Linked DNA regions of Homo sapiens: region 2 is linked to region 1. A link is a contact called in ENCODE Hi-C or POLR2A ChIA-PET data. All regions are on one chromosome and are shown on one strand. Each heading gives the region's core, a stretch centred on a gene start or an enhancer-like site at or near the end of the contact. The rest is flanking DNA. Distances are from core to core; before and after follow the strand shown.

Evidence for each region. Hi-C counts contacts between places; a loop is a spot of excess contacts on that map. ChIA-PET counts read pairs that join two places held with the same protein, here RNA polymerase II (POLR2A). Pooled maps may share reads with other maps.
Region 2: a map of MCF 10A shows a loop between it and region 1 (10-fold over the local background). The contact joins the promoter of ANKRD28 here to the enhancer-like site in region 1. A Hi-C loop is called at or near these places in 14 of 168 maps with a recorded cell type or tissue (CD4-positive, alpha-beta T cell, Calu3, GM12878 and 11 more), 35 of 37 single-sample maps with no recorded cell type and 24 of 50 pooled maps. POLR2A ChIA-PET finds 5 or more read pairs at or near these places in 17 of 52 experiments (A549, AG04449, AG04450 and 14 more).

The regions. Positions count from the first base shown.
Region 1 is chr3:15,750,610-15,757,995 of GRCh38, forward strand. ANKRD28 (ankyrin repeat domain 28) reads right to left here. Exons shown (of 28, transcript NM_001349278.2): 4 at 1,141-1,211. The region is part of intron 1 of LOC101927647 (a long non-coding RNA gene); the gene reads left to right. Among named protein-coding and RNA genes, the nearest start is that of ANKRD28, 44 kb to the right of the region's middle. Within about 2 kb of position 2,727, at least 4 of the 41 ENCODE cell types and tissues checked have a DNase peak (open chromatin) inside an H3K27ac peak, as active enhancers do.
Region 2 is chr3:15,793,404-15,800,789 of GRCh38, forward strand. ANKRD28 (ankyrin repeat domain 28) reads right to left here and starts at 4,576. Exons shown (of 28, transcript NM_001349278.2): 1 at 3,002-4,576; 2 at 1,820-1,903. The coding sequence starts at 3,118. RefSeq lists an enhancer at 1,041-1,190.

The sequences.
Region 1 (7,386 bases), core at 1,477-3,976:
TACAGGGTTTGTAATCCTTCTCAGTCACATTTCACCTTTATGACTCTTCACTTGCCCAGCTATTGCTCTGGGTTCAAGATGTAGTTCACAATGAGGAATACAAAGGACAAAGAGACAGAAGCTCCATAGTTTCTCATGAGGCACTAGTTAGAGTTCCCTTTCCTTCTCCCAAACTACATAGTCCCATGATGGACAGAAGAAGCAGTAGCTACACTTAGGAGTTCCTTTCTTAACCTCACAATTTGAATAACTAAAGAAATACTAGATGAACATAAACTTATACTATCACATACTTTTGTATTTTAAATTATTTTTTAAGCTTTGCAACAAGTTACAACTACTGTAAAGTAGGTAAAATGGGTACTTTGGACACAATGCATTTTAGAAAAGCACCGAATACACATTATAAAGTAAAATAACAGAAAAAAAAAAAAGATGATTCAGGTTTTTGTCTCATCTCTATCATTTAACAGCTGAGTAGTTTTTCATGAATCATTAACTATATAGTTTCCTCAAGACGTCTATCCTACAAAGATGTCCTCAGGACTGAAAGATATGAGAAATATAAAAATACTGTGCAAATAATGAACATTTTCTAAAAATGTCAGTTATCTCAACAAGCAAACAATATACAAGGCTGTACACAAGAAGGAACTATTCTTCCTTGTAATCCCTCTCAAACATTTTAAAGTTATATATTTATAACCAGTAAAATGTGCAATCAAGTAATGGTTTTGAAGCTAATTTCAGTATTTAGCTAAGTAACATTTCAATTAATTATTATACACTGATGAGATTCTTTCTTGATCACAATCAGTGAAACCTTTGTAAGAGACTATTGTAAATAGGTAGAGAAAAGCCCTGAGGAAGAATATATAGGACAGAAAAATGATTTCTCTTGTAGAAGGGACAGAGATAGGGTTTTCTATTCTCTGCTACTTCAGACTGCAAGAGGCCTTATAAACAAAAGAAGAAATGAAACAATTAACTTGGTTTGTACAAATTCTAAAGTAAAATGACCAGTCAAGGTATCTCAGTAGCTTTTCCTTCTTTTGAAAACATAGAATTTGAATATGGATTCAGGGGTACGCCTATTTAATGTTTTCATATAAAACATATTTACTAAGAGAAATTTCATACCTCACTACAAGATGCAACTGCTCTGTGTAAAGGTGTCAACCATTTGCTGTCTTTGGCATTAACTCTAGCTCCTGCAACAAGAAGAAAAAAATAAATTGAAATATTGTACATAAAATATTTTTAATAAATCTCCTGAAATAGTAGTTATATATAATCCAAATTGGATAAATGACAATTGAAAAAAAACTTATTTTTTACACTTTCTGCTGATAAAATTACCCTTAGAATATAAAACAAAATTAGCCTTTTAAATTGATATAATTGTCCAATAAAGTCTTAGTTTTTTAATTTAAAACAAAATAAACATCATTTTATATATAGGTTAGAAAAGCCACCTTTATACAGAGCATATCCAAGGTAGAAATCAGACCCCATTTTAGAATGTGTGTTAAAAAAATCAAATAAATGAATATAAGAATATACTTGGAGATAAAATGCAGACTATTTTAAAGTCTTCATTACATTTCTTTACTAATGAATATATCACGCCATAAGGTAATATGATAACATCAAAATAGTTCTCCAGCCATGATTTAAAACACATTGTATAAGATAGAAACAATGGTTACAGATTTAGAAAAATAATTGAGAAAGAAATGAACCAACTCATGTCTTTCTAGGTTATACCTAAAGCTTAAGAAAGAAATTTTTTTAAACAAATCAATTTTGTACAGTTGTTTAAAAATCATTAAGTCAATGGACAAAAATTAACCTTAATAGAATGCAAACACATTAAGACAAAAAAATTTACATTATTCGAGGAGGGAATAATTTATCTCCCATATTAAATCCAAATCAAATAAAAGCAGCACATGCATGGTAGGATAATTCTATTAATATATCTAAGTAGAGAAGAAACAGCCCTGGTTCTTGGAAGTATAGAACTGGCTGACAGATCCTATCCTATAAGCAATCCTAGATTTATATCCCAAATCCTAAATCACTCATTTTCTAAATGATGAAATACAGGTATACAAAATAACCTAACGTTGGGGTCAACTATAACAGAAACAAAGCTTCATACTTCCTAACGCTTACATTATTTCTAGGTTTTGAGTGTGAGGAGTCAGGGAATAATCAAGTGCAGTGACTTCAAGTAATGCCTTCAATTAGTAGCTCTGGGTCCCTAAGTAGTTGTGTGATCCCTCTGAACCCAAGTTTCTTCACAAAGATTAACATATAATAAATGTGCCTAGTACATAATAGCAAATATGTTAGAGGTAGACTTTAAAGCCTTGAAAAATGAGAGAAAATAAATGAAATGGAGGTGTAAGAAACATCCACAAATGTAGTAGTTGAGATGCTGAGAGTAGCTGAGTTCTCTGTGGGCAGTGGCAGTGAGGACACAAAGAATCAAGAGCTAATTAGAGAGCTTTGAACAATGCTCACAGTTAGGCTATGGAAGAAGGAAAGGAAGACAGCAAATAAAGAACCAGTCAGAGAGCATGACATACCCATGTAATAAATATTTGGGCAACTATCTGCCAGGCACTGTGGAACCCTAGATGGTTAAAACACAAACTGCCTAATCACAGTAATGCCAACGTTTGTTTTGGGTAGAAGACGGAATGTACAAAGTACACACATTTGAAATGTTTGCCAGCTGGAAGCTGGAACCCTACAGATAGTGAAGGAGTGACACAGAAGCTAGCGTCTTTCGTTTTCCCACTTATCTGCTTAGGACTTCAATGGTTCTCTTTAAGCCCTGTGCCTCTTTCTACAGGTTTATATTTATGTGCACATGCATATCTATACACAGTAGAACGGAAAGCTCTGGCAGTAAGGCCCAAAGGGTATCAACACAGACACCTAGTACAGACAGTATCCTGAATCAACAAAGGTAAATAAGAAATGAGGTCTCATGAGGGATGCTGAGAAGTCTGATTCAAAGTATTAATTAGCAGGAGAATAGAAGGGCACAGGGGCTCATGACTGTAATCCTAGCACTTTTGGGAGGCTGAGGTGGGCAGATTGCTTGAAGACAGGAGTTCAAGACCAGCCTGGCCAACATGGTGAAACCCTGCCTCTACTAAAAATACAAAAATTAGCCAGATGTGGTGGCCCGCGTGCACCTGTAAGTCTAATTACTCAGAGGCTGAGGCAGGAATCACTTGAACCCGGGAGGAAGAGGTTGCAGTGAGCCGAGATTGCACCACACACTCCAGCCTGGGCAAGATAGTGAGACTCTGTCTCAAAAAACAGAAGGTGGCTGGCACAAAAAACTGAGGAGACTCTGTGTTAATAAAGATCTGAAAACAAAAAGTAAAAAAGCAGTAATTGTATGACTAGTACGCTTTACTTTTATGTAGAAAAAGGAAGAGATAATTATTTTTATCTTATCACACAATGGTCCCCCCTTGTTTCACTTTTCACAGCTTGTTACCCAGTCAACCATGGTCTGAAAATATTAAAGGGAAAATTCCAGAAATAAATAATTCATAAATTTTAAATTGCTCACTGTTCTGAGTAACATGATGAAATATGGCACCATCCTGCTCCATCCACCCAGGATGTGAATCATCCCTTTGTCCATCGTATCTTGCATATGCCATTCACCCTTTCCTTATGGGACCCTCTTGATTATCAGATTGACTATCATGGTATCATAATGCTTGTGTTCAAGTAACCCTTACGTTACTTAATAATGGCCCCAAGGTGCAAGAGTAGTGATGCTGGAAATTTGAGTATGCCAAAAGAAGCAGTAAAATGCTTCCTTTAAGTGAAAAGATGTAAGTTCTCAATAAAAAAAAAATCATGCTGAGGTTGCTAAGATCTACAGTAAGAACAAATCTTCTACCTGAAATTCTGAAGAGGGAAAAAGAAACTTGTGCATAGTATATAGGGTTCAGTACTATCTGAGGTTTCAGGCATCTACTTGGGGGTCTTGGAACATACCTCTTCAAAAGGGGGTACTACTGTATTTGCTTAATATGCATAAAGAAACCCTACAGGAATGCTAAGATATTAATGAGAGGGGGTGCTTATACGTTTGTGTTGGTGGTGGGAGGCACATTGAAAACTGGGCATATGGAGGTACTAGGGTAGTAATGCAACTTTATATTATACCTTTAAATATGTATATATCGGCCGGGTGCAGTGGCTCACGCCTGTAATCCCAGTACTTTGGGAGACCAAGGCGGGCAAATCACCTGAGGTCAGGAGTTCAAGACCAGTCTGGCCAACATGGTGAAACCCAGGCCCTACTAAAATTACAAAAAAAAATTAGCTAGGCACAGCGGTGGGCGCCTGCAATCCAAGCTTCCAAGCTACTCGGGAGGCTGAGGCAGGACAATCACTTGAACCTGGGAGGTGGAGGTTGCAGTGAGCCTAGACCGTGCCATTGCACTCCAGCCTGGGCAACAAGAGCAAAACTCCGTCTCAAAAAGAAAAAAAATAATAAAAAATAAAAAAAATCATGCATTTCTTCTAAGAGCCTAATCAAATGTTTTTAATTCCTTGGAAAATAAAGGTCAACTATATGAGAAATCAGGGCTATATCTGAGGGCAACAATGAAACAATATTCCCCCACCAACATTAGTTAACATGTGATTTACAATATAAACAGATAAATATGACACAGTAATGTACACTACAAGAGCAGCAGTTGGCTGTGTTCCTGTAAAATGAAAAAGAGTGTAAAAGCAACAAACATAGCAGCACATTTCAGATGGTTCAGATTCCCAGAGCTCATGTCAGTGGGCTGTCTAAAGCTAAATAGAGTTCTGTTCCACACAGAATACTCCAAAGTTATCTATATATTCATATATACTTTAAACGACAAATTCATTCTAGAAATGGAAAAGACATTTCCAGAATATAGTTAACTAGTTCAATAGCTAGTTGGAGTATTAAACACCAGCCACAACAGCTAATAATGAGGATGGAGATACAGGGGAGGCAGGGAGAAACCATACCCACTTAAAACAAAAAACAGTCTTTGTAGAGAGAAATAAAACCAAATGTCGTTAACCGCCTCTGGTGGCATAATCACATGCCCTCTACATGGTAGAAGATAGTATTTGTGGTTTATAAGGATGACCTTAAGTAACCAACAGAAGATTAATTTCTTTACTATTTCCTACTCATTAAGACAGAAAAGAATATAAAACAGCAGTCCCTTGTCATTTGTTGAAGTTAGGTTACTGGCATAGCCTGTGGTGCGAAAAAGCACTGCTAAGAAACAAAAGACAACACACATAGCAATTTAAGAAAGATACCATCAGTGAGTACTATAAACCAATATTTACAGAAAACTTACATGCCAGAAGCACCTCATTAAATTCAAAATGGTTATGTCCAACTGTATAATCAATATTTTAACAAGTCTTTTCTTGTCCCCCACAAATCTATGCATACCAACTGAACTTTCCCTTCAGATAAACGGCCAGAGCCTATCCTCACACATATATCTGAATTTAGATTCACCTTTCTAGAGTAGAGATGTGACTGAGTTTCTGATATTACATGCAATAAATAACACAACTAAAAATCAACTGCAGGATCACCTAAACAGGTTGTATCCATTTCATACCACAGTTATAGATTATATAGGAAAACCCAGCTAATCAGTTTCCTCTCACCCAATCTTTACACGTAATATTTCACCCATATAAAAGTGCACTCTGAAACAATAGTTTTGTAAAAGAAAAGGTTACCTAAATCTAGAATTAAATGTCTAGCTATTCGGAAATAAAACATAAATTCAAAAACAAAAACTTGATTTACTTACTTACATTAGTCTAGGGCTCTAGGCAGCCAGCAATGCAGCTGAAGAGAGGTCTAACGTTGTGAAGACACAGTCATGGGTTAGTGGAAGGAACACTGGAGCAGGAGAGATACGTGATCTCATAATGGCTGTATAACTAGTTGGCTGTGTGACCTGGAAGTGTTTCCTGGGGCCTGGGTCTTCATTTTGCAAATCATAATCCCTGCTCCTAGGCTGTGTGTGTGGTGAGGTGAGGGGGAGGTGGATATGAATATGTATGGACAGGATTGGGTGAGGATGGGCCCCAGATTTAAACAACAAAGGGCACTCTTTCTGCGAAGTTCTACAGTCAGCAATTCTATTAGGAGTATCCCATTTGACTCCAGATTTCATTCTGCAAGACAACTGATTGACTTATTTTCTCCTAATCTAATTGGTCACTAAATTCTTCCAATTCTTTGATTTTTGAACCTCAATTACAGCTGACCCTTAAACAACACTGGTTCAAACTGCATGAGTCCACTTATATGTAGATTTTCTTCCATCTCTGCAACCCCAGACAGCAAGCCCTCCACTTCCTCTTCACCTTATTCAATGTGAAGATGACAAGGATGAAGATGTTTATGATGATCTGCGTCCATTCAATACACAGTGTTTTCTCTTTATGATTTTCTTAGTATTTTCATTTTATTGCTTATTTTATTGTAAGAATACAGTATATAATACATATAACATGTAAAATATGTGTTAACTGTTTATGTTATTAGTAAGGCTTTTGGTCAACATTAGGCTATTAGTAGTTTTTAGGGAGCCAAAGGTTATATTCAAAGTTCCTATTGTGTTGGGGTTGGGGGAGTCAGTGCCCCTAACCTCCACATTGTTCAAGGGTCAACTATACCTGTAAAATAAAGCATTGTGCTAAATCATCCTTATGATCCATTTCCAGTTATAACGTTCTATCCTATTTTGGAATATTCAGAATAAATTATGTCATACTTATTAAACCTTGTCAAATGGTCTGAATGTTTGCGTTCCCCCAAAATTTATGTTAAAATCCCAACCCCAATGTCATGGTATTAGGAGGCGAGGTCTTTTGTGAGGTAATTGGGTCATGAAGGCAGTGAATGGGATTAATGCCCTTGTAAAAGTGGCCCAAGAGCGCTCCCTCACCCTTTCCACCATATGAGGTTATACTAAAAAGACTGCTGGCTATAAATAAGAAGTGGGCCCTCACCAGATACCAAATCTTCTGGCATCACGATCTTCCCAGGCCCCAGAACTGAGAAAAATTTTTAAGTCACTCAGTCTGTGATATTCTGTTATGGCAGCCCGAAAGGACTAAGACACCTCACTCTAACATTAAAAAGATCTATGTTAGGGGTCTTCAAACTACTATCCACAGGCTTCAAGCCACCTAATTTGTAAAGTTTTACTGGAACAGAGCCACATCTATTCAATTTAAATATTAAATATGTAGCTTTCACTATGACAACAGAGTTGAATGGCCTGTAACTTGTATCTTGCCAGAGTCTGTATGGCC
Region 2 (7,386 bases), core at 3,326-5,825, 45 kb after region 1:
CAATTGTCAAAGAGTTACTCTCAAGAAAGGCCTACTGATGAGTGAGCTGATGCTCTCAATGACTCTGAATTTTTTTTTAATTTAGGATAAATTGATTAAATATAACATAAAAGTAATGTCAGCTACAATAAACTTTGTAATGATGGAGAAATTAGCCCTGGTAAATGGAATTATAGTTCAAACTTTCTAATCAAGGTAGTATTTGTCAGTACTATTAAAATAAAACCAAAATAACAAGAAAACCTTAGGAGTTAAATGGAAAACATGTTTTCCACCTTTTCATGCGTCTATACCCCTTGAGCTATTTTCTAAGAAACGCATACTCTTCAGTATACCCTGGGTAAAGTAGCCAGACACTTCATTTAAAACAAATAAATCATGGCCCGGCACAGTGCCTCACGCCTGTAATCCCAGCACTTTGGGAGGCCAAGGCGGGCCGATCACCTGAGATCAGGAGTTTGAGACCAGCCTGGCCAACATGGTGAATGAAACCCTGTCTCTACTAAAAACACAAAAATTAATCGGGCGTGGTGGCAGGTGCCTGTAATCCCAGCTACTTGGGAGGTTGAGGCAGGAGAATCGCTTGAACCCGGGAGGCAGAGGTTGCAGTGAGCGGAGATCATGCCACTACACTCCAGCCTGGGCAACAGAGCCAGACTCTGTCTCTAAATAAATACATACATACATACATACATAAATCCTGAATTAGGTGCATGTTTCCAACTAAATATAAACTTGAAGGCAATTCACTTAGAAAAAATTTTAAAAAATATATAATGATAGCATTCTGTTCATTACCCAATGTTAAAATTAACAACAGTTTTAGCCAATGATTCAAATCTATTCAGATAATTCATTATTTTAAAAATAAGGTAAAACTTTTTTGTATCTACCTAACATTAAGTGGTCACAGCAGTATTATATTAAAAAAAAAAGGAGGAAAGATGAGAGTTAAAAATGAGCTTGCAATGGGTGCTTTCTTAAAACCACAATCATTTCTAGGTCATCTGTTTTGGTGTTGCCACAGCGACTTTGTGAATCATATGACTTTTCACCCCCTCCATAACTCAGGGGTACATTTGTTTCTGGTAAAAATATATACATTAGTGGATGTAATTTTGTTAGAGTACGTAATGTACTTTCAGCCACAACTTAGTAAACTAAATACTGGCCACTGAAAAAACATAACAGAGAGAGAAAATTATCCATATATCCACCTTTCTAAAACTGTCCATCATGTCAGCACTGAATATACTACTGTATCGTTAAGTCTGAAAACTTTTCCAACAATGACTTTACTGAAAACCTAATCTGACAAAAATTAATCAAGCACCATTGTAAAACACTCACCATGATTATTTACAAAAAGCAAATCTGATCTTATATTTAGATATACACTTACAAGAATCCTCATTTGAAATGCACAGTTAAGTATTTAATGGTGAAGTATCATGATTTCTGCAACTTACTACATATATATGTAAAAGTTGTATATTAATAAATACAGAAAGCAAATGTGGCAAAATGTTATCAATGCCAAAAGTAAGTGAAAGGTATATGGGTAGTCAGCATGTTTTTTTAACTTCCCTATGTTTGAAAAATTTCAAAGTAAAAAGCTGGGAGAACAAAAGACCCCTACTGGCTGCTACTGCCCTGAGTATATGTCCAGTGTTTTCCCTTTTGCCTCAATACCTTCCTGCCCTCATTTAAAACAACTGTTACAGAGTTATATTATGTCTTGTAAACAAAAATCACAATTCTAGGAAAGAATTTTAAAAAGCAGTTTTAAAGGCTGGCATCAGTGAATTAACTGTTTTACCTGAAAGTTAACATCTTCTTTCTTAAATATTAGTGCTCGAACTTCATCAGGATCTCCGTTAAATATAGCTTGCACCAGTGATGGCTAAAATAGAAGAGAGTAATAAAAACATTAGAATCATCCATGTGGGGTGACTAAGGATATTTTACATAGTTCTGGAATCTACAAGTTTTCTTCCCTGTAGCAATAATCACTTTTGACATTAGCCAGAAGTTTCATAAAACCAAATCATGTCAAAGTACAGGATTCCTACTTGGAAAAAAAAGGCCTAATTAAAAAAAAAAATCAATTCAGTTTGACCCAATTTAGGTAGTATAATAAACAAAATCAGATTTTATTTCTTGTAAGTAGAAGCCTTTTGTTTCTGTATATGACAAAAAGAAAGACTCTTCCAAATACAAATGTGTGATCTCAACATCTACTTGTGGGACAGAACTTTTTAAGCAATTTCCAGCCCATGAAGGAAGGCTTTTTTGAAAAGGTCTGTTTGGGGCATCAAATTATCTTACATGGATTAGCATTACATGTATAAAGATACAAATCCCAAGAAAGCAAACCTGGCAGTTGATGAAAATAGCCACTAATCAAAGACCAAAAAATACTGGATACTTAAATAACTTGAAAAGACAAACACATGCATAACTAAATATAATAATTTCTTAATCAACGATACAGCCTCTTGATAAGGTATACTATACTAGTCAAGGAGCCAGCTGACAGTAGCACTAAAACCAAGGTTAAAGATGAAGACTGAATCTCATATAAAGTCTTATATGTAAATACATAAAATTCATTACAGAAAAGGCCATGCCTTAGTGTTGCTGGGGGTAGTCAACCTTTCCTAAAATATGCAGAGTTCCTGATTCTTGTTACATCAGTTTCTGAAACCACAAAATGAAAACAGAAACGTGGTTGCCATAACTACTAATTCTCAAATTATTTTTAAACAGTCTTTTAAAGAGATTAAGACATAGTAAAGACTGAAATGTTATCTCAGCATTCAAAAAAGTAAAAACGAAAAATGTGCATTTTATACAAAAATACTGCATCATATCTACACACGTATTGCTTTAATTTGGGTTTGTAAAGAAACTATTGGAAATTTACATCTATTCTTAAAAAACAAGATTTATACTACTAGTTCAGTAGAATATAGTAAACATATAAACTTACATATCTTACCAATACATTTCCAGAAGGTGGAGAATGTAGGGATTTATTTTCCTGTGGCAATTTAGAAATGAATGCAGGAGATTCATCTTCTACCTCCTCCAAAACAACAATACACACTCGACTCATTCGATCTTTTAAAACACTAAATTCCAAGCTATGTGATAAAAGTCACAGTTGGAAGAGCACAAGTAGTTTTTCCTCCTCTTCTGTACAACACTTACAAACATTCTCTGAACAGCACAGCTGGGTTTTTTTTTTTTTTAAAGTTAATAAGTACTACTGGAAAAACAAGTTTAAAATTATGACTACATAATTTGTAACTTCCTAAATATAACGAAATTCTATTATTTCTGTTGGATTACTGCAATACTTAAGAAGAAATTTCACACCAACATGTCAATAACTAAAACTGAGTCCAAGCTCATTTAAAAATATTTTTCCTCTACCAAAATAGTCTTATTGCTCTATCTCTGAAATTTACTTGCACAAAACAATCATTGTTTTTGGTGACACAACACCACACAATATAGAATGAAATGAGAAACAACTGCTGTGACAGAGATGATCACAGCGATACCCACTCTTGCCTGCAAGGTCATATAGTTACCAGTAGCTGTTTTGCTTATAATTGAAAATAAAAAATAAAATCTCACTATTCTGTTTCCACTTCTAATTTGTCTTCATTTCTTCATCACTGGTTTAATGCAGATACTATTCACAGAAAAAAGATCTAGAGCTCAGCACAAATCCTGAAAATGAAGCTCAGAGGTTAACAATTCTTTCAGTGTTTGGGAAAGGGGCAAAAAACAAAAACAAAAAAAAAAAAACCACTCTGCATTAATAGCAAAGCTGCAGTACGTTTACATGTGATGAGTCAGACCACAAGAGACAATACGACTCTTGGTACTAGAATACAGCTTGATTAATCCAGGTTTCCCATATAATAGAAGAAACACAGTTAGCTTTATTCCCATCGATAGCATAAGCAAGGCAGAGCGTTCATTCTTTCTCCATCAGGCAGTTGTCTGTGGCTGCTCCAGCAAAAGGGCACAGGCACCAGGCAGAAATGGTGTTAGTGGAGAATCCTAGTAGAACAAGCAGGCTGTGAAGGAATTAGAAGGCATTTGAGCTCAAATTACTGCTTCAGGCTTTTTGTTTTCTTTAAAAAAAAAAAGGGGGGGGAAAAACATAGTAGTGTATCATTCCAGTGTTTCCTTTGATCTCCACATGAATACAGCTTCCATTAAACAGTCTTCATTCAGAGAAAAAAATAGCAGACTGTGCATCTTCTTTGAGCCAACTACTTTATTCAGTCATCTGCCTCTTTGCCAATATAGTTTCCTTCCACTGTGAAAACCGCCACAGTTATCCTTTTCAGATTTCAAATGCTTTCCTGTTCCTCAGATGATCTTGCAAAACACCACTGACATCCCCAAATGAGTAGGTCCTTAAAAAATATCTATAGAACCTCAGTATCAGTCCCACAGAAGCATTCCAACGGAGCAACAGTCTGAAGAGCAAAGACTGCAGACCCACAGGATGAAATGCCTAGTAATGCTCACATGTTACACTTACCAGAGATCTGAGCTACTTCTCGGGATGTAACTTCCTCTAGCAGGAGAAAAAAATAGTGCATTTGGACAGCCTTCACAATTAGAAGGTTCATGCCAGTTCTGTGACTAATCCAAATCAAACTAAAAAATTCTATAACTGAAAAATGAGTGCGCTTTTAACATTTTCCACTAAAAGCCACAAGGAAATCTGGTGTACTGCCTCTGCTGACTAACAGTGGTTTTAGCAAGTAAACAATTCCAAACGGCTTAACTGCTTTCGTGTGTTACAATAAAGCAAATGTTTAACCCTATAATGACAGTTGCAGTAAGAATATGCCTGCAATGGACTCATAAAAAAGGTTTAAAGATGGAGAAATATTTTATTAGATTATAAAAACCATGAAATTGTTTTATTCATATTTTTACCAAGATCAGTTTTAATCTGCCAGGTGTATTTTATTTTCTAGAATGCAAAGCTTAAACAAATGAAATTTAAGATTGTCTAACAATTTCTAAATTGGTGAATTTAATCAATCATTGATTCATATTTTAAAGGGAAAAGCAAAAATTTCATAATGTAGAAATCCTAACTCTAAAATTATATAAATCATTTGATTTTTCACTGAAGAAATAAAATAATCCTACCTTCCCATTTGGATAGGGAATAAAGCCTTAAAAATCTGTTAAAGAGGTACATGAAAAAAAAAATGTCCTTCGTCCTGAATTACCTATGTCAAAAGGGCACAGGGTAATACAAATAATCTCCCTCCCTATAAATTTCCCAAAGCCATAAATAAATGTCAAAGCCAATCATTTCATCGTTTTTTTTCTTCTTTCTCTGTTTACCCAACATGGGGGATATTTCTCAAGAGAAAACTTACAAAGAAAATACCATGGTCCCCCTTCAATCTGTGTTCTTCATATTAACTAGCATTTTTATTAATAAACAATAATAAACATAATAGTTACTTTTGAACATCTGTGATATGCTATGTGCTGTACATTCTCATTTAATACAATAACCTTGCTGTATTCCCATTATAGAGGGAAAAACAGACTCAGAAATGATGTATTTTACCCAAAGTTGTATAAATTAATAAAGTTGTGTGTTATTTTAAACACATACTCTTTCTAATCTATTCTGCTATCACTGAGTACACACACATACAGACACACTCTCTTCTCTCCACTCATCTCCAGATCTTTGCAACCTGTAATACTAGCTTATAAAAGTGATCTTAACAAACAGGTAACCTATAAAGGTTGTGAAAAGTTTAGGTAACAAAGGAATATACTATTTATTGCTATATTCTAAAACGAGTTATTTTTAAATGGGTACTTCAAAGCAAGTCTTAAAACCATAAAAAGGAAAAAAAAAACAAAAAATCCCAGCATGATACAAATATAAGAATGTCAGAATTTAAAACAAGAACCATTGAAAGCTATAAAATGTATCAATCTATGGAAGAAGCAATAACTCTAACATATTTGTACCAATTAAAACATGCTAACAATTCATTAGTTATATTTTAAAATATATAAAATACTTTTATGCCAAATTAAAGGTATGTAAATATTGAACATACATCAATTATGTTATCCATCTCCACATAGCTGAATCAAAAAATCTTAATATTTGAAATATCTGAAAGTGAAACAACTATAGTAACAATATCCTATATTTCATCTTCAGGGTTCCCAAGCCCACAAAGCAAAATCTCTTTTTATCTTAACAATCTTAACTTGTTCCAAAGTATCTAGTACCTAAGTTCACCTACTTAGACTTAAGCAGGTACATCCTGTTTCTTGTTCTAAGTCAACCTCCACACTTAGGTCTTTCCCAACCAGAAAACAAACTCCTTGAAGGTAGGGACTGTGTTCATACATATTGTCTCCTTCCACTTTCTTCCACCTATAAATAATTTCATTGAAATGAATTCTGTCGTCACGAGACTCTGGAAGGGTGGAGATTTATAAACAAGAATAGTGGGGGTGTGTTGGTATACATATATTTTAACCAGAAAATATAGGTGGCATTAAGGTGCAACAAAGTGAGTTTCATATCTCTAATAAGTGAACAATTAAAATTTCAGAAGTTGACAGGATATAAAACAAAGGTATGGGGTGATGGTTAAAACTAAGGGCTCAGGAGTCAGCCCACCTGAAGTTCAATTCTGCTTCCATCATTTCCTAGCTGTGTCCTTGGACAAACCACTTAAATTCCCTAAGCCTAAATTTCTTGACACTTATATAAGAAAAAAATAACCTGCAAAGATTTTTGTCTAAGAGAAATAGAGTAACAGTACAGTGCTTGAGAATGTAGGCTATTTTGTGGTCAAATTGCCTGAAGTTCTAATCCAGGCTTCCCACTAACCTAATTCTGGGATCCTGGGCTACTCACTTATTTAGTAACCTCTCTGTGCTCATTTTAACATCTATTAAATGACATTAACAGAATTTACTTCATAGTGTTGTGAAATCTAAACAAGATAACCTTACTGTTATGGATATTTGGGATAGCTGAATGATATCCCTTGTGAAGCCAGTGAGTGGATCAAAGGCTATTAAACTCCTCCTCCTCTTGACCCAGTACAAGTGAGGTAATTCAGATTAATGTCTGGAGATCCCATTCAGTTGCCAAGTCCCCACACTTTTCAGTGATCTCTTGAGAGTCTGCTAAAAGCTCATTTTAGACTCTAGTAACTAGACAAGCACATACTAAGTGTTAATTGGGGAGAGGGAGCAGTAAACTTAGGCAAGAAAGACTACAGGTTCTTCCATTCTTCTACCTTCACTAGATTTTACAGTTTAGGGACTGTAAAATTCCTTTGGGAAAAAGGA